Linked DNA regions of Homo sapiens: region 1 is linked to region 2. A link is a loop called in an ENCODE intact Hi-C map of the cell type or tissue named here. Cell type or tissue: PC-9. All regions are shown on one strand. Each heading gives the region's core, and the rest is flanking DNA. Links, peaks and the distances in the headings are about the cores only. Region 1 overlaps ARMC12 (armadillo repeat containing 12). Region 2 overlaps MAPK14 (mitogen-activated protein kinase 14).

Region 1 (10,156 bases), core at 794-8,793, 340 kb after region 2:
CAGTGGCACAATCATGGCTTACCGCAGCCTCGACCTCCTGGCTCAACCCATCCTCCTACCTCAGCCTCCCTAGTAGCTGGGATTACAGGCGTGTGCCATCATGCCTGGCTAATTTTTCTCTCTTTTTTCTTTTTTTTTTTTTTTTGGTAGAGGTGGGGTTTTGCCATGTTTCCAGGCTATTCTCAAACTCCTGAGCTCAAGCAATCTGCCCACCTCAGCCTCCCAAAGTGCTGGGATTACAGGCATGAGCCACTGTCCCTGGCCATCACTTAGTTTTGACTGTAGGACTCCTTGGCCCAGCTCATGGGAAAGAACATTCTAAGGTGGCAATGACTGAGCAACTCGGGGGCAATAAGGGGATTTTGAGGAAAGGAAGACATTGGAGAGGAAAGGGGGCCTCCCAGGCTGGGGTTTTGGTTTATTCTTGGGCTCAGGGGGAGCAGGTGTTGTAGAGGGGGAAGCTCCCTCCATGCCCTTCCTGCTTCTCTCAAAGGAATCCATGTCATGTTCCAGGACACACAGATGGCCATAGTTACTTGTGGGGAGGAGTCACAGTCATTAAAGGCTCACACTGGAATGTAGCATTGAGTATTCTTCTTCCCATCCTTGAGTGGAAGAAGAGAACTGACCCAGTGCCTGGACCCTTGGAACAATCACCTGTTGTATTGATTACCTTCTTGCATAAACGAATTCCCCCAAAGTTTAGTGGCTGTATTAGTCTGTTCTCACACTGCTATAAAGAACTACCTGAGATGGTAATTTATGAAGAAAAGAGGTTTGTCGATTCACACTTCCACAGCCTGTACAGGAAGCATGGCTGAGGCATCAGGAAACTTACAATCATGGCGGAAGGCAAAGGGGAAGCAGGCGCATCTTACCATGGCAGAGAGAGCAGAGGGGGAAGTGTCGCACACTTTTAAACCATCGGATCTCATTGAGAACTCAGTCACTTTCATGAGAACAGCAAGCGGGGATCTGCCCCCATGATCCAATCACCTCCCACCAGGTCCCTCCCCCAACATTGGGAATTACAGTTCGACAGGAGGTTTGGGTGGGGACACACAGCCAAACCATATCAGTGGCTTAACTCATTATTTTTTATCTCATGGTTTCTGTGTGTCAGGAATCTATCACAGCTTAGCCATGTAGTCTGGCTCTGAGTTTCTCACACTGGCTGCGGTTGCAGTCATCTTCAGTTTCCACTGGGGGGTGCATTTGCTTCCAGGCTTATTCGAGAGGTTGTTGGCAGGTTTTGGGTCCTTACAAGCTGTTGGATTGACAACTTTGGCTCTGCAGAGTCTGTTGGCCTGGGTCCTTCCCGGGTTCCTTACCATGTAGGCCTGTCTACAAGGAAGCTCACAACTTGGCAGCTGCCTTTATCAGCATGAGCATGTGAAAGGGCAAGAGAGAATGGGAACAAGAGGAATCACAGTCTTTTGTAATTTAATTTCAAAAGTAACATGCGGCCCGGGCGCAGTGGCTCACGCCTGTAATCCCAACACTTTGGGAGGCCGATGCAGGCGGATCACCAGAGATCAGAAGTTCGAGACCAGCCTGGCCAACATAGCAAAACCTCGTCTCTATTAAAAATTTAAAAAAATTAGCTGGGCATGGTGGCAGGCACCTGTAATCCCAGCTACTTGGGAGGCTGAGGCAGGAGAATTGCTTGAACCTCGGAGGCGGAGGTTGCAGTGAGCTGAGATTGTGCCACTGCACTTCAGCCTGGTCGACAGAGCGAGACTCCATCTCAAAAAAAAAAGAAAAAAGGAACATGCTCTCACTTTGCCATATTCTAGATTAGAAGCAAATTACTAGGTCCAGCTCAGATTCAAGGGCAGCAAATTAAACAGGACATATTTAAGAAGTGGGGGTCACTGGGATAGTTTTAGAAGGCTGCCTACCACATTTGCCATTTATTATTATCAGAGATGTATAAAGGTTGTATTTGATGATGATAAAAAAAATTCCTGTTTCATAAAAATGAAACCAATCTCGGCCGGGCGTGGTGGCTCATGCCTGTAATCCCAGCACTTTGGGAGCCCAAGGTGGGCGGATCACAAGGTCAGGAGATCGAGACCATCCTGGCTAATACAGTGAAACCCCGTCTCTACTAAAAATACAAAAAATTAGCTGGGCATTGTGGCGGGCGCCTGTAGTGCCAGCTACTCGGAGGCTGAGGCAGGAGAATGGCGTGAAATCAGGGAGGCAGAGCTTGCAGTGAGCCGAGATCGTGCCACTCCAGCCTGGGTGACAGAGTGAGACTCCGTCTCAAAACAAAAAACAAAAAACAAAAAAAGAAATGGGGGTCTTGCATGGTGGCTCACGCCTGTAATCCCAACACTTTGGGAGGCCAAGGCAGGTGGATCACCTGAGGTCAGGTCAGGGGTTCGAGACCAGCCTGGCCAACATGGTGAAACCCCCGTCTCTACTAAAAATACCAAAAATTAGCCAGGCGTAGTGGTGGGCGCTTGTAATCCCAGCTACTCAGGAGGCTGAGACACAAGAGAATTGCTTGAACACGAGAGGCGGAGGTTGCGGTGAGCCCAGATCGCGCTGTTGCACTCCAGGCTGGGCAACAAGAGTGAAACTCCTTCTCAAAAAAAAAAAGAAAAGAAAAGAAATGGGGGTCTTGCTATGTTGCCCAGGTTGGTCTGGAACTCCTGGCCTCAAGTGATCCCCCTGCCTGTCCTCCCAAAGCACTGGGATTACAGGTACCCGGCCCCTGCTTTAAGTTTTAAGACACACCTGGGGACTCCAGCCAAGTTTTGCTTGAGAACCCTGTGTTGAGGTCCTACTGGAAGCCATGCAGTGGGGCTGGAGTTCCCTTTGTGTCTGTCTCTCATACATCTCCTTCAGGTAATCAGTTAGAGAAGTAACTGGCCATCTGCCTGGCCAAAATCATCTACCAGCACCCTACCCCATCACAATCCCATCAGAGGGAAACTCTGATTGGTTTCCCTTCCTGTAAAGTCCAACTATCCCAACCTGGAGAGCTCTTCTCTCTCCTCTCTGGAGATCCAATTCAAGCCACTCCTCTTCTCTGAAACCTTAGAATTAAATGAGAAGATGAGAAGAGATGTTTCTTTGTAAATAGAATTGCCTGAGGGTCAAAGAGGCCTGTAGTTGAGAAAACAAGCTAAACAGCTGGAAAAAAAGACAGAGGGAAAGGATGGAGTGTCAACTACTGGTTATAAAATTTCTCTTCTTCTTGGCAGGGATTGTCTCTGTGGGGATACAGATGCATCTAGCTGCTGAGCACACAGTAGGTGTCCAATTAGTCTTTGTTGACAGTGTCCCTGTAGTGGTTTTTAAATGCTCACACATTCCTTGATATTCTTCCCTTTAATAGGTAGAGCCTAACTGCCTTCCTTTGAATGGGGGCTAGACTGACTTCTAATGAATAGAATGTGGCAGAAGTGACAGTGTATGACTTCTGAGGTGAGGTCAGAAAAGGCATTGCAGCGTCTGCTCTGTTCTCTCCTGGACGATTTACTATAAGGGAAGCCAGCTGCTATGTCATGAAGACTCTCAAACACCCCTGTGGAGATGCCCACGTGTAGAAAGACTGAGGCCTCCTGCCAACAGCTGGCACCAACTTGTCAGTCCCATAAGTGCGCTGTCTTGGAAGGGGATCCTCCAGCCCCAGTCAAGCCTTCAAATAACAACAGTCCTTGGCAAAAGCGTGACTGTAACCACAGCTTGACTGAGCCAGAACCACCCAGTCAAGATGCTCTCAAATTCCTGTGAGAAGTAACATATGTTTATTGATATTTAAATGACTAAGAGGAAGGGAGCTGGAGAGACATTTTGGGAGGAAGAGGTTTTTGCTTCCTGGTTCTAGTGTGCTTGATTGACAGGCTCCTGCTCTGCAAACAGCTTTCAGTGCCCAGTTCCCAGAGTAACCAGCAACACCCAGTGGCTAGCAGCTTCTCCTGGCACTGTCCACCTTGGGCTGTAGTGTAAGCAGAATACCTCCAACTTCTGCCTCACATACCACCTGCGTGCATGTGGCTTCTGCCGCATCAGGCTCCTGCAGCACCCACAGGTACTCCAGTGCCGCCTCCCACAGCACATGAAGGCCAGCAGCACCCAGTGGGAAGCAGCTTCCCCTGCACACCCCACTCAGTTAGTTCTGTAGTCGAAAGTCTCTGGTTCCACACCTCCTTGGGAAAGAGCTTTCCCTGGCATCCTAGAGGGCATATTTCTGGCAAGTTCCACTGGCATGACAGTACAGTGACTTTTCTGCCACCTAGTGAGCTGTGGGCTGTGCTCTACTCAACAAGGTCTGGATCTCAGCCCTGGGTGGGGAGAGGGTATCTCTTTCTTGGGTGCTGTATCTTGGGAGGTAGGGGCTGCTCCTCATGTCAGCTATTCATTATTCCATAGGGTTCTCATAACTCCTTACTAAACAATTCTTTGTTACTCCAATCCCCTGTTTTAATAATCATATTAAAATTTCCTGTTAAATTACTGTGAGGTTTCTCTCTTGATCAGACCCAAGCTGATACACAAGTTTTCTCATAATTTGTTACATGGCAGCAGATAATACACCACTCCCATCTGATCTTCCCACTGCCAATTCCTTTCATTACCATCAGCCAATTGCCATTATCATGTGCCTGCCCTGAGCAGGCTCTTCCTTCAAGGTTTTTTTTGTTTTTGTTTCTGTTTTTGTTTTTTTTGAGATGGTGTCTGGCTCTGTCGCCCAGGCTGGCATGCAGTGGCGCGATCTCCGCTCACTGCAAGCTCTGCCTACTGGGTTCACACCATTCTCCTGCCTCAGCCTCCCGAGTAGCTTGGGACTATAGGCGCCCGCCACCACATCCAGCTAATTTTTTGTATTTTATTTTTAGTAGAGATGGGGTTTCACCACGTTAGCCAGGATGGTCTCCATCTCCTGAACTCGTGATCCGCCCGTCTCGGCCTCCCAAAGTGCAGGGCATGAGCCACCACGCCCGGCTCTTCAAGGCTTTGGTAAGCAGTCAGATATGTCCTACTGCAGGCAGGCCAGGCACAGTGACTCAAACCTATAAACCCAGCACTTTGTGAGGCCGAGGCAGGCAGATCGCTTGAGGTCAGGAGTTCGAGACCAGCCTGGCCAACATGGCGAAACTTGGTCTCTACTAAAAATACAAAATTTAGCCAGGCATGATGGTGCGTGTCCATAATCCCAGCTACTCGGGAGGCTGAGGCAGGAGAATCGCTTGAACCTGGGAGGCAGAGGTTGCAGTGAGCCAAGATCGTGCCACTGCACTCCAGCCTGGACAATAGAGCAAGACTCCGTCTCAAAAAAAAAATTAGCTGGGCATGGTGGTGGGCACCTATAATCCTAGTTACTCAGGAGGCTGAGGCAGGAGAATCTCCTGAACCTGGGGATGCAGAGGTTGCAGTGAACCAAGATCATGCCACTGCACTCCAGCCTAGGCGACAGAGTGAGACTCCATCTCAAAAGAAAAAAACCACAAAGAACAAAAAACATATGTCCTACTGCAAAAAAGAATAAAAGAACAAGGTATATAAGATTCAAGCTTTAATTTGCCAAATGCCAAGTGAGAGGTTCAGATGAGAAGTGCTGCAGGGTGCACCAGAGGCTAGTATGCTTGAAAAAAGATCTAGGCTGCAGTGGGACGTCAACTTTGATGACACTAGAAGGCACAACCCAGTTGGAAGAAGAGGGAAGGCCATTCTAGCATTCTAGGCAGCAGGAAAGTTGTATCAAAAGTAAGCCAGGTGCGGTGGCTCATGCCTGTAATCCCAGCACTCTGGAGGCCGAGGTGGGCAGATCACCTGAGGTCGGGAGTTTGAGACCATCCTGGGCAACATGGAAAAACCCCGTCTCTACTAAAAATACAAAATTAGCCAGGCATGGTGGTGGCGCATGCCTGTAATCCCAGCTACTTGGGAGACTGAGGCAGGAGAATCGCTTGAACCCAGGAGGTGGAGGTTGCGGTGAGCCGAGATATCGCGCCCTTGCACTCCAACCTGGGCAACGAGCAAAACTCCGTCTCAAAAAAAGGAAAAAAAAAAAATGTTTGGAGGCATCTTCTCTTTATAATAGTAATTTAAAGAAAAAAAAAGAAAACATGTTTGGAGCAAGAGTACACATGGTATGATTAGGGCAGCAATGACTAGTTTGCTCCAGTTTGGCTGGAGCAGAGATGTGGCACAGTAGGCTTGTGGCAGGCAAGAGGATCACACTGTGAAGAGCCTTGAATGCAAAGCTAATTCATTTGGTTTCGTCATGTAAAAAAGGGGTCCAGTGACCACATCTTTGAGGACAAAACTCAACCTTTTGCTGAGAATACATTTATACCTGTCAGATCACGTGACTTTGCTTTGATGCCGAGAAAGATTTCACCATGGCAATGGGGAGCCCCTGAAGGTTTTTGAGAATGGTGCCATGTGTGATTATAAAATTAGCCTGGAGTGCGTAGGGCTGGAGAGGATGGAAACCAGGAGGAGGAAAAGTCAGGCCCAGTGTGGTGGCTCACACCTGTAATCCCAACACTTTGGGAGGCTGAGGAAGGTGGATTGCTTGAGCTCAGGAGTTTGAGACCAGCCTGGGAAACATGCAAAACCTCGTCTTTACAAAAAAAATACAAAAGATTAGCTGGGCGCGGTGGCACACTCCTGTAGTCCCAGCTACCCAAGGAGGCTGACGTGGAAGGACCACGTGAGCCTGGGAGGTCGAGGCTGCAGTGAGCTGTGTTTGCTCCACTGCACTTTAGCCTGGGAGACAGAGTGAGACCCTGTCTCAAAAAAAAAAAAAAAGAAAGAAAGAAAGAAGTAGGCAAGTCCTGATGTGGAGGACAGGGCAGTAGCAGTGGAAATGGGGGAACTAGGTGGATGTGGTGGGGAGGAGAATTTGAAAGTGATGCCCAACACCTTGTTGGTGACATGGGCACACATGGAGCTGGTCGAAAGGAAACGTCGGCATTTGACAAGTTCCACTGGGGTGGCTGCAGTGTATTCAGCAGCAAGAAGGAGCAGCCTCAGGCCTGAACTCAGGAGGGAAACAAGGGATGCTGATTCAGATCTGGTAGTGACTGCCCACTCATTCTGGGAGACAGTGACGGGGTTGGCCTCTCTATAGGCTCTGGCTCTTTCTCATCAGCCCATCCTCATCAAGAAACACCCTCCCTCTTCCACCTGAGTGATATGACCTTGGGCCAGGGATTAAGTGGGGACAGATTTCCTTTAAGTACTTCAGTCCTAAACTGGCCTCTAAAATCCAGAAGCATCAAGATCCTCCTCAGTTTCCATAGGTTTGGGCTTAGAATCCATGACCCACTCTTACGGGGCTTGGACCGAAGAATGTGAGGGCAAAAGAAAAGCTCAGTAGTAGGAGGTTCTAATCCTATTTCTGCCCTAGACCAGTCATGTGACCTTGAGCAAGTCACTTTTCCATTTTGGGTTTGTTTTCCTTTCAGGAAAATGCCAGGGTTGGTCCTGGACGAGACTAGTTTTCAAATCCTGCTTCTGAAGAACACCGGGAGCCCGTGGCTGGACCAGGTTCTTTGTCCTAGATCGAGCAGTCTCAGGCTGGGAATAGCTCCAACATTAGGTTTCTCTCCCGTAGCATTTTCTTAAACCGTTAGCAATCCTTACTGTTTCCCAGCAAGGATTCACAGATAAAACAGTGAATGAGGGCTGGGCGTGGTGGCTCACACCTGTAACCCTAGCACTTTGGGAGGCCAAGGTGGGGGGATCACGAGGTCAGGAGATCGAGACCATCCTGGCCAACATGGTGAAACCCCTTCTCTACTAAAAAATACAAAAAATTAGCTGGGTGTTGTGGCGCGCTCCTGTAGTCCCAGCTACTCGGGAGGCTGAGGCAGGAGAATTGCTTGAACCCGGGAGGCAGAGGATGCAGTGAGCTGAGATTGTACCACTGTACTCCAGCCTGGCGACAGAGCGAGACTCCGTCTCAAAAAAACAAAAAAAACAATGAAGGAACAACTGGGAAACGCAAATGAATGGGGAATTGGAAAATGGATGACCATATTTGGTTTGACAGTCTTCTTGTTTCTGGAAACTTCATGGTTATGGTGTTATATTACTCACACCATTGTTCTGGTTTCCAAAGCTAAGTTTCAATGACTTTTCAGCACGCTTCATAGAGGACTCTAGGACTCCCCAGTGCCCATAACCTGAAGAGACTGGAGAAATGCTGGAGGCAACACTCTCCAAGGACCTCCCCAGTGATGATCTTTTGTTTTCTCAGTGATGATTTCTTTTTTTTTTTGAGATGGAGTCTCGCACCTCTGTCTCTGAGGCTGGAGTGCAATAGCGTGATCTCAGCTCACCGCAACCTCTGCCTCCCGGGTTCAAGCAATTCTCCTGCCTCAGCTTCCCAAGTAGCTGGGATTACAGGTGCCCGCCACCACATCTGGCTAGTTTTGTATTTTTAGTAGAGACGGGGTTTCTCCGTGTTGGTCAGGCTGGTCTCGAACTCCCGACCTCGGGTGATCCTCCCGCCTCAGCCTCCCAAAGTGCTGGGATTACAGGCGTGAGCCACTCTGCCCGGCTTTCTCAGTGATGATTTCATAGCTCCTCAGAGCCCATCTTTGAGGAATGCATGCAGAACACTGTGGCTTACGTTCGTTAACTCATATAATCCCCCTTTCATTTTCCCAACAGCGTCATGAAATCAGTACTATTATTATATGCATTTTATAGATGAGGGGCCTGAAGCTCAAATAGGGTTAACTGCTCCCCTGAGGTCACACAGTAAGTGACAGAGCTGGGACTGGAAGCGAGCACTCTGATTCCAGAGCTCCCTTTCTGACCCAGTATGCCTGCAGATCTCTGTCATTCATGCTGTCACCAAGGATCAACAGTTCTTCCTTGGACACGTGGAAAGAATGATCTTCCTCATCCCCTTTGGCTAATGAGATGTGAGCAGAAGTGATGACATTTATCACTACCACATTCCCTGTCCTTCTGTAATAGTTGTAGAAACACAATGAGGAAGCCTCCCTCAACCTGGGTCTCTGTGTGAGGATGTTGTGGAGTAGAGGCCTGCCCTTCCACCCCCACCGCTGATCTGCAATGGGCATGCAGTGTAAACAAGAATTAACATTTGCCATGTTTTTTTTTTCTTGAGACGGAGTCTCGCTTTGTCGCCCAGGCTGGAGTGCAGTGGCGCAATCTCGGTTCACTGCAAGCTCCGCCTCCTGGGTTCACGCCATTCTCCTGCCTCAGCCTCCTGAGTAGCTGGGACTACAGGCGCCTGCTACCACGCCCGGCTAATTTTTTGTATTTTTAGTAGAGACGGGATTTCACCGTTTTAGCCAGGATGGTCTCGATCTCCTGACCTCGTGATCTGCCCGCCTCGGCCTCCCAAAGTGCTAGGATTACAGGCGTGAGCCACCGCGCCTGGCCCCCTTTGCCATGTTTAAGCCACTGAGGTGTGAGTGTTGTTACTGTGGGATAGCCTGGCCCATCCTAACTAATCTAATGCTATACTGCGTCCTGTTGATTATCTTTGGCTTCAATCCCCAAGCCTGCCTTCTTCCAACCCCCTGAAAGCAATGGCTCCACATTGATTTGAAAAGCAGCAAGAGCCAGCCTGGCCAACATGCCGAACCCCACCTCTACTAAAAATACAAAAATTAGCTGGGCGTGGTGGCGGGCGCCTGTAGTCCCAGCTACTCGGGAGGCTGAGGCAAGAGAATGGCGTGAACCAGGGAGGCGCAGGTTGCAGTGAGCCAAGATTGTGCCATTGCACTCCAGCCTAGGCAACAGAGCAAGACTCCATCTCAAAAAAAAAAAAAGAAAGAAAAGCAGCAAGAGAAGAGGGGAGCTAGTCCCCCAAACATAGAAGTGGGGATGTGTTTTGAGAGATAAGCCCATGCTGTACCACACTCTGGAGCAGAGGTTATGCTGAATGAAATCTCCACCCAGCCCTGGAAGGCCACCAACAGACATTCGAGCTTCAAGAAACTTCAAGTTTCTCTCCTATACTCATTTATTGGCTCTCCTTAATTTTATTCCGTGTTTTTAAAGTAGGAACGACTGGGCTGGCAGGAGGAGGGCCGGGCTCTCAAGTCCTGGGGATACTGCAGGCTGACAATGACCTTGCAGGCCTGGATCTGAACATCTTCCTCAGGGTGGATGACCAGGGCAAGTAGTCGGTCTGCCAGTCGGGACTCTT
Region 2 (10,156 bases), core at 1,147-9,146:
CATCCCTCCGAATTAAGACACACGTGGGCATCTGGGTTAATAAGCAATGCCACATTTCAAAGACATTAGTTAGTGGTACATTTAAAATACTTGCCACAAACACAAAATGGTAAATGAAGAAAGAGGAGAAGAGGAGAAGGTTAGAGGCTAATGGCAAAGGCAAAACAGAAGTCACAGGCTGCTGAGAGTGTTAAAGCATGCCACATGATTTCCTCCACAAGTCTCTTCAACTAGCGAACAGACTAACCTCATTTAACAAACAGCTGGAGGGAAGTCTGCAGAATACTCTGCAAGCATCTGATAAGGGCAGAACTATGAGATTTTCTATATGTATAGGCACATATGTAAGCTGTACTACAACTTCTCTCTTTTAACTGTTCCATCAATGTTAATACAACTCACCCTCTTCTAAAATGTCAGAACTGTTTATCATGTTCCTACTAAGAGCAGAAGTGATGAGATTTTAAAAATATTCAATGTAATTCAATAAACCCCTTTTCTAGTCCTGTTCTTGTTAACTACTAATTCCCTCATTCAGGTGAAGTGTCATCTTTAATAAGCACCATGGCCAAGCAATTTTACTTCATGGCTTTCCCAAATAATTTTTCTACTTTAGCTCGTCCTCTGAACTGAACTCCCTAGTGGTCAGATGACTTAGCAGTAATCTGTTTAAGGCTGGCCACAGGGAGGGAGCTAGAGCCATGTGCTCCACGCTGCCTTTTACGCTCCCTAAGCCCAAAGACAGAGGCCAGTAAATTCCAAAAGGGGATAGGAAATACACTTTGATTTGCGGTCCTTTTAAGAAACGTTAACAGATCCATACCAGATGATGGAATTCTTTATTTTGTTAGGAGTACAGATAACAGAATTTAGAGTTACCTTTAACAAATCACATAACAAATGATACTTTTCATGCCAAGGGAAATAACAAAAAGGGGCCACAAAGTAAACCAGCAATAGCAGAATACCAGTTGGGTCTTAAAATGTAAAAATCCTCCACTTCCCCTTTCTTTCTGTGAATGATACCTGGCCTGCACATTTTCTGTCTTTGTCTCCTTTAGTCAAAGAGGTTATTATATCCCCTTTCTGTCAAGAAGTTAGAAAGATTCTATTTCTGGAGGAAAATGTGAATGAGTCAGGTCTTCGCTTTTTTATCTAATTTAATTAATTAGTTTATTTATTTTTAAAGACAAGGTCTTGCTCTGTTGCCCAGGCTGGAGTGCAGTGCATGATCACCACTCCCTGCAGCCTCAAACTCCTGGCCTCGAGTGATCCTCCTGCCTCAGCCTCCCAAAGTGCTGTGATGACAAATGTGAGCCACTGTGCCCAGTCTGCTTTTGCTTTCTTAATATGATTTTCTTGTTCTTTCACTGATTATTATAGATACTGGGACATTAACCAAATGAATTCTCTGTCCTTGGCCTCCATCACAACCCATTTATACCTTTTCCTATGGCTCATTCTAATAGGTTCTAAATCCATTACTGCATTCTCTTACTCGGCATTCAATTTCTTCATAATTATTGCCATCACTACTTCACTACTTTTCAGGAGAATGAAAACAGCTGTTGGCTATTTACTGCACTCCTTCACTAATGTCTTTTTTCTTTTTTTAATTTTTAAAATCTCTGAACAATTTTACTCACCTGGCCTTATTTTTCCATTCTGTTCCCATACATCATGCGCTTTTAAGATAAACAGGTACTTGGGCCGTGTCACGAACATCAAATTAATCTTGTCTACCCCTTAGGATGTTTAAACTACTTTTATCCACTCACCCCAATTATGTAGGAAACAAACCAAAAAAAAAAACCTTTCTTATTCTTATACTCAATATAATATTATTTGAGTTAAGTTCTGTATTCTGGTACTCAATTTCAGTAGAGCTGTTGAAATGTATAATGTGCCTCATTTCACAGAGAGACCTCCATTATTAGGCTGTGCACTCATTGTTTCTTTCTTAAAAATAAGTGATGGATTAATGACAGATAAATACTATTGACTATTTTACCTAGACTTTGGTTTGAATTCCTAATCCAATTCCAAATGACTAATAGCACGTATCTATAGGGCAGATGGTTGGGATGGAAGAGAAGACTAAGAAAGGGCTGCTAGGAGACACTCTCAGGAAGGAAATGAATTTGCTTGGTCTCATTAGCACTATTTATTAATTGAGCTCCTCCCTCTGCCCTTAGGTCCTCTTACTGTAAGACAGTGTTTCTAAGCAAAAACATTAAAAAAAAAGTACTGCTCTTTCTAAGCATCATCTGATATCTTTGATTCACTCTAATTCAGCTTCTACATATCATAAAGGAGAAAAAAATACCTCTTTAGGTTGACATTGTGGTAACACTGACAATGACTTTCAAAATAGTGTGTAATCACATGGGATTATAGTTTGGATCATGTTATCAGAACATCTGGGATCTATACTCAGCTCTGCCACGTGATTCAGTGCATGACATGGAAAAGTCACTGCCCTTCTGGGCTTTTGCTTCTTTATCTTAAATAAGTAAATGAAACAAATTCAGAGTGGAGGTTCAGAAATACACTGGGCTTTGGGATCCTTTCAAGAAATGTACCGGATACATACCAGATGACGGTATTCTTTATTTTGTCAGGAAGATGATGAACGGTTCCAACTCACCTGCTTATGCTTGCCTCAAGCTACCCAGCCATCTTCCCAACTAGGCAAAGGGCCCCTTCAGTCATAAATGTTGGGAGGAGAATCCAGGAAGGCATAACTGGAGCTTGGCTCCATAGCTCTTTTTTTCTTTTGTTCAACTGCCTGGCAGCAGATCGAGGGAAAAAGAAAAGCTGGGCTTTCATGGCTTCTCTCATGCCTCTGGCCCAAGAAAATGACCAAGAGCAGGAAATCATAGCAAAAGTAAGCCAGACTCACATTCCCATGGCTTCTGTCTAAGTCCCTGCTTAGAAGCAAGAAAGCACTAGTTCCAAACTCTGTCTCAGGTTATCTAACTTATAATTACAAGGCAATAGGAGGAAAATTTATAACCACATTCCTGTGTATCTGAGGTATCAGGAGTGAAGCTGTTTCTTCTGAGTGGGGTCTAGGGACTGGGTAGAAAGGTCCCTCTGTTGGGAACAAACATTTTACATAGGATATGTGAGTATCTATTCTAAAACAATAAAAAATAACTTCTGGGAAGGGGCAACAGTGTGCAGACAATGTACATTTTATTCTTTTAGTGATTAAGTTAAACTAAATACATGGTGAAGCTCATGCTCTGAGAACAAACACTAGAAACAGTGAAAAGAGCTCTAGAGCATACGTGAAACTTCTGAGAAAGAAGAAAGTCAGGTCTTGAGGACAGAGACACAAAGTTTACATTAATCTCTTGGAATGAATTAGAATCTCAAATCTCATTGCTTTACTGGGATACTATTGTCTAATGGAGGCTCCCGTGATCTTAGTGTGTACCCAGATAGAGAATAAAACACACTTGTGCATGCAAGCAGGCACACATGCGTGCACGCACACACACACTCACACTGTCTTATACCTCACTCATCCGGGAAGTCAGCACACAAAGGGCATGTGTGCTTACAAACACACCCAGGTCAAAGTACAGATTGGTAGAAGGCAAGTGGCAGAGGCTCCCAACAGGGCAGATAATTACAAAGCATCAACTCACAGACTCTGAGGAGATTTTCTTCAAAAGCTCAGCCCCTGGGGTTCCAACGAGTCTTAAAATGAGCTTCAACTGATCAATATCTAATGGTGGACCATAAAGGAAAATGTTGGGACAAAATAAAAATGAAAAACAAACAATGACAAACAAAACAAAAACAAACAAACAGAACACACCGAGAACAAAAATGAAACACCCCAAACCTAGCCAACACGGTGAATCCCTCTAGGTCAAGGCTCCTGCAGGATGATCACTTCACGTAGGGCATGCTCCTCCTGTACAAAGATTCAAAATGCTACCAAACACATATCCACTTTATATTCATTTTATGCATCTGTCAACAGCATGTATCAGTAAAGTGAGGCAACTTTAGCTGGTTCTTAGCTGCCAAAGACAGCAGGTGAAAACACAAGAGCTTCACTCAGTTTACACTGCCCTCTTCATCTGCCATCACAGTGTCAGTAACCAGTTCAGCAAAGTGCACTGATAATTAGAGGGCCACAGATAAGGAAAAAAGCAGCAGAAGACAGGAGCTAGGGATGTACAAGTCTATTTATGAATATTCTCCCAAGCGTGACCTAAAGAGCTTGTGATATGACAGTGGAAGGCCTGTGAGACCCCAAAGCCTGACCACTGGAGCACACCCTCTGGAAAGGGAAGCCTCGCCTCTCACACTGGCTATAGCAGGCACTATGAGGGAGAGTCGCCAGCAGAGGGCGCTCTCCCATCGCATGTTCCTTTAGGAGCGCCATGAGAACGCAAATACAGGCGGTTTCAACCTTATAAAATGCAAATGAACAATGCTTAACAAACTTCACACATCCCAAAGGCTCTAAATAATAGGCCACAATGCCATAACTTTTATCCTGGTAGCTAACACTTCAATGTATACTCAGAATGTATGTGCATGTGTTAACCAGAAGACAAAAATTTGTTTGTTCTCATTGCTTTTAATCTTACCTAAAAAGGAAGTTAAAAAGAGGGGGAAAAATATTATAAAATAGCTTTTAATATTTCCTCTGAAAATGTGAACAGTTTATCCACGTTTATACTGACTGACATTCCAGGGAGGGAGAAGGGGAGGATGACTGTCTTCTGACCCATCAGGTTTTTCACATGACTAAATCCTCTTGGCTTCAGGTCTCAGCTTCAACTTCACCTCCTAAGGGAGGCCTCCCCTCAACACTCTATATACATAACACCCCACCCCCCAATTCTCTCTCAGCACCATGCTTGATAACATCATAGTGCTTATCACAGCCTAGAATTACTTTATTTGCTTACTGTCTGCCCCCTGTACTGGTCTACAGCTCTACGAGGACAGGGGCCACTCTGCCTCTTCACCATTTATCCCCAGCCTAACATCTGGTACATGACAGGTAGTCAAAATATTTGAGGAAAAGGTAGAGCAGGATGAAAGAAATTTTTGCTTATGGTTATACATATAAAGGCAACATAGCAGCACTTAAAAACAACAGTCTCTATAAGCCACAGGTGCCTACGTTATAGGAATAACTTAATGCAGTAATTTGACATCCTGTCTTTTACTTTCTTTCAGACATGAAATCAGCTTAAATGGAAGAAAATTCTAGGCTGGAGTCACCAAACCCCAGGCTCTGCCTGTTTTATATATAAAGTTTTATTAGAACACAGCCATGCCCATTCATTTATGTACAGTCTATAGGTGTTTCCAATTACAACAAGCACAGTTACCATATGGTTCCCAAGCCTAAAATATTAACTACCTGGCCCTTTCAGAAAAGGTGCGCCAAACCCCACCCTAAACCCAAACAACTTGTGTTCTTTAGCAAGCAAAAACAAACTAGAAACAAGTCCACTCACATTATTTCTAAATTAAGAATAACAGGGAATTTTGTCATCTGCAAATGGCAAAAATCATTGTGTTATAAAGGTTAAGATTTTAATACTGGCTTCTCAGTTCAAGATGTTGACAAGTAAAAAATCTTATAGCATATGTTCATGGGACAGAGTAGGAATGGGGGTGGGATGGATACTGTCTTGCTCTAAAATAATCAGATTAATTATATTACAATAGAAATCAGTAAAAAAAATTCTTGCTCATCTAAAATGACTCAATTCAAAAAATTTAGTTTCCTCACATTAACACTCTTCAGGAATATATTTAACTGGGTAGCCACCACAAGATAAAGTAAATCATATATGGGAAAAATCTTGACTACTTCAAATCTCAAACAAGTGGCTTTACAATATATGCATCAAAAGTAATCTCTAAAATGAAGCTTTTGATATTGGTACTCTTGTTTAAGAGACTTCTTTCTGACTACTTAACAATGAGAGTCAGTTGTTTTTTTTTTTTTTTTTTTTTTTGAGACGGAGTCTCTCGCTCTGTCGCCCAGGCTGGGGTGCAGTGGCGCGATCTCGGCTCACTGCAAGTTCCACCTCCCAGGTTCACGCCATTCTCCTGCCTCAGCCTCCAGAGTAGCTGGGACTACAGGCGCCTGCCACCACACCCGGCTAATTTTTTGTATTTTTAGTAGAGACGGGGTTTCACCATGTTAGCCAGAATGGTCTCAATCTCCTGTCCTCATGATCCGCCTGCCTCGGCCTCCCAAAGGGCTGGGATTACAGGCGTGAGCCACCGTGCCTGGCTGAGAGTCAATTTTTATACTCTCTCTAAGGAAGACAGGCTCTCTGAGCTGTGAATTTCTCAACTACCTGAACTTCACCCCAACCTACCTGAAGAATACGCAATTTCCATTAGTCACAGTGGCTCATTACATCAATGAGCTGAGAAACCCTCTCTCTCCCACCTCTGCTGGCATGAAACAATATCAGGCCTGAAGAATCAAGCCTAGTTTGACTCTGGCTCAAATTATTATTCTTTAATGCACTCAATGCTTCAACTCACATCAGATATTCCAGGCACTTCTAAGCTTCCAAGTACTTATTTATGTACTCATAAACCAGAATACCTCCCCCTTCTCCCGTCCTTCCAAGCCTTTTCTATTCCTATTTACACTTTGAAGTCCTATTCAAACAAGAACTCTGCCATGAAGTCTTCTTGGATTTTTTTCAATAGCTTATCTATAACTCTATTCTAGTGTATTTATCACTCCATCTTATTTTATAATCAGAGACAGTTGTTCAAGTAACTCTTGTAACTCTCTTTCCACTGAGTCTGATCATTCTGGTTTTAAGGACAGGTACCATCCTGTCCCCAGCACCTTCCACAGAGCAGCTTGATAAATACTAGTTGACTTGAAAAGATGAGCCATGGCACATCCTTTCATCACCTCGGGAGGTGCCGATGTCTTGAGTCGTGACACCGGCGTATGCTGACACTGCTGCCTCCAGTAGTTCTTTTGTCCTCTTCCCTTTGTCACCCCTACACTTTGGAGGTGAACTTCTCTCCTGAGGGCTGTAAAGACTAGTTTGAAAAGGGAGAGCCAAGAACCAACTGAATTGTCTCAGAATGGAAACACTATATTATTTCAGAGGAGTTAATTTCAGAAGGAAAATGGGTCAAACTTGAAAAAACAACATACATGGCTCCTATTGGTAAAACTGGAACTTGGGACTCAGTGAAACATACAACCAGGAAAGAACAGACTGGTGATGATGTAGCGGTCATCCCTGTGCTGCAGAGAACGCTTCACTACGAGTGTATCGTTCTGGTGAAACAGTCCTGACCACCAATGGGTGGCTACTGCATAGAGTTCCCTGCAGGGAACTCATAGAAGATGGTGAAACCCCAGGAGCAGCTGCTCTTTGGGAGCTTGAGGAAGAAACTGGCTACAAAGGGGACGCTGCTGAATGTTCTCCAGTGGTCTATATGGACCCAGGTTTGTCAAACTGTACCACACACATCGTGACAGTAATCATTAACGGAGATGACGCAGAAAATGTAAGGCCCAAGCCAAAGCCAGGGGATGGAGAATTTGTGGAAGTCATTTCGTTACCCAAGAATGACCTGCTGCAGGGACTCGATGCTCTCGTAGCTGAAAAACATCTTACAGTGGATGCCAAAGTCTATTCCCATGCTCTAGCACTGAAACATGCAAATGTGAAGCCATCTGAAGTGCCCGTCCTGAAATTTTAAGGCCAAAGACGACACTGGCCATTTTTGTAAATGAGACTACCAGGCCTTCTTCACAAAGGCTTTGTATTCAACTTAGTTTAATGTAGATTTGAATTAGCTTTTTCGTAAAATAAAAGCAGCAAAAAATGAAAAAAAAAAAAAAAAGAAAAGAAAAGATGAGCCATATTATGCTTTTCAACTCAGCTTTACCCCACTGCCTTGCCCTCAAAACACAGAATGACCATACTCCATGGAAAAACACACAACATAAAATAAAAATCTTAGTAACTAAAAGCATTTGCATGAAGGAAGTTAAAACATGCAAACCTCAGAAGAAATCACCATGGGTTCTTCAAAAGCTGGCAAATCCACTGAAATACAGGCCAGTCTTCCAACAGTACCAGCTACTATAAGGCCACTATGATTTGTCCAGGCAGTTAAGACCAGAAGGAGCGTCACGTAGCCACATTAGCGGAGTAAAGCAAAACTCACCACATCATGACAATCAGTTATTTCCACAGTGAGCCATCCTTTGTAATAGGTTTAGCCCTGTTTCTCTTAGGTAGAAAATATTTTTACTATTAGTTTAAAATGTGTTTTAATTGTAATGATCACAACGTCAAAATTTAAATCATAAATCTCCTGAATCTTTCTAAAACAAATGAAGAAAAGAACAACTTAAGCCTAAGATTACTCTTTAGACGAAGTCATCTTTAACAGAAGCAAGTCAGTCAGAATGAACAGGTAAAGAAAAAAAAAAACAAAAAAACTAAGCATAACAGGATATTTCTAGGGAAAGTAAAAGAGGGATATTCTAGTCAGTTCTAAGTGCTCCAGGCACTCCTAAAAAACCTCCACAGGCCAGAAAGTTGAAGATAAATAAAAGGACCAATTGCAGGACCTACCTGCCATGAGCAGTAATTTTCAAAGACATAAATCCACATAGGGGTGAAGTGGAGCACTAACCTTTGGGAAGGTAGGAAATCTTCCTGGTGACAGACAGGATAGACTAGAATAAGACTTAGCCTAGCTCCTTATCTTCCAAGTTGTCAAAATAGTCATTTTCACTGTAACACAAAGAAAATTTCTTAAGGGACCCTTGGTTTATGGACAAATCTGAGGATTCTACCTTTTCCTGAGAAAATGTATTTTCAAGTTAGAGAGGAAAGGGCAAATAACCTAATAAAATATTTTTCTTCTTCAGCATTTATTGGACACTTGCTTTTGGTGTCTAAAGTGAAACTGCTTTTTAAAAATGAGAGAACATCCAGGCTGGCCAACATGGCAAAATCCTGTCTCTACTAAAAATACAAAAATTAGCCGGGCGTGATGACGTGCACCTGTAATCCCAGCTACTCGGGAGGCTGAGGCAGGGAGAATCGCTTGAACACGGGAGGTGGAGGTTGCAGTGAGCAGAGATTGCGCCATTGCACTCCAGCCTGGGCGACAGAGCGAGACTCTGTCTCCAAAAAAAAAAAAAAAGAGAGAGAGGGAGAATATTTGGCAGGGTGCAGTGGCCACACCTGTAATCCCAACATTTTGGTAGGCCAAGGCGGGCAGATCACTTGAGGTCTGGAGTTCTAGACCAGCCTCAGGAGGTGGAGGTTGCAGTGAGCCGAGATTGCGCCACTGCATTCCAGCCTAGGCAACAGAGTGAGACTCCATCTCAAAAAAAAAAAGAAAGAGTATTTGAAACCAATGACTGAAAGTGATGGGCAGATGTGAGAGAAGGGTCTCCAGAAGCTTTAGCTCTATTGCCAGTGTTTTAACTCACAAGCAGGACAGTATGAACAGAGGTGTTTATTATTCTTTGTCTAGCAGTATGTCTGAAATATTTCAAAACATGTTTGCAAAAGAAGAAATAAAAAAAAATATATAAGAAGCAAATTTAATACACTAGGAAAACTCCCATAGACCAGGGCAGTAACTGATGGCAAGTGGATTTTAACTCAGCTCCATTAACCCATTATGTCTTAAGAGCACCATTTCTGTTAAAATTAAAGAAGGTTTTACACATAAGGAAATTCACTTGATTATGGAGAAAAGGAAAACAACAGCAAGCCAAGGCTGTGATCTCTGGTAGAAAAACGGTATTTGATGCATAACAGGGCTATAAAACTTTCTCTCTTCCTTAAGCTGCAGAGTGTTAAGCGTTGGTAACAGAATTTTCAAAGTGGCTTATTCATTTCAAGATCTATGGTATTTGAAATAAGTTAGTACTGTACCTGAAGAGACATTCTGTATCCTCCCTCCTTTCTAGTACAAAGTTCTGTCAGCTGTGTCCACTTGATATCCCTAGTCAACTAGGCTTTTAAGAAAGGGCTTCATTCTTTAAAAAATAATAATGCTATCATTAGGCCAGATGGAAGGGTTCTGCAAAGTCACAAACAAGAATAATTTCTAATCTGATAACACATTATTGGCTTTAAGACAAAAATGAGTA

Evidence for each region. A loop is a pair of places that touch in the nucleus more often than their neighbours do. Peaks named below come from ENCODE experiments on the same cell type or tissue, not always from the same donor. Only the 100,000 strongest peaks of a DNase experiment are listed, where the experiment ranks them.
Region 1: it touches region 2 in a loop (9-fold over the local background); 10 of 110 quality-filtered maps call a loop at or near these places.

The regions. Positions count from the first base shown.
Region 1 is chr6:35,748,704-35,758,859 of GRCh38, reverse strand. It overlaps ARMC12 (armadillo repeat containing 12), which reads right to left. Exons shown (of 6, transcript NM_001286574.2): 6 at 9,781-10,156. The coding sequence ends at 9,990. Among named protein-coding and RNA genes, the nearest start is that of ARMC12, 17 kb to the right of the region's middle. RefSeq lists an enhancer at 3,043-3,632. In PC-9, for the core only: CTCF peaks have their summits at 1,223 and 4,233 (motif pointing left); a DNase peak (open chromatin) is centred at 3,819.
Region 2 is chr6:36,089,567-36,099,722 of GRCh38, reverse strand. MAPK14 (mitogen-activated protein kinase 14) reads right to left here. Exons shown (of 12, transcript NM_139012.3): 9 at 3,657-3,736. It also overlaps the pseudogene NUDT5P1. Among named protein-coding and RNA genes, the nearest start is that of MAPK13, 36 kb to the left of the region's middle. In PC-9, for the core only: CTCF peaks have their summits at 4,155 and 4,355 (motif pointing right); a DNase peak (open chromatin) is centred at 4,352; H3K27ac peaks cover 1,086 bases.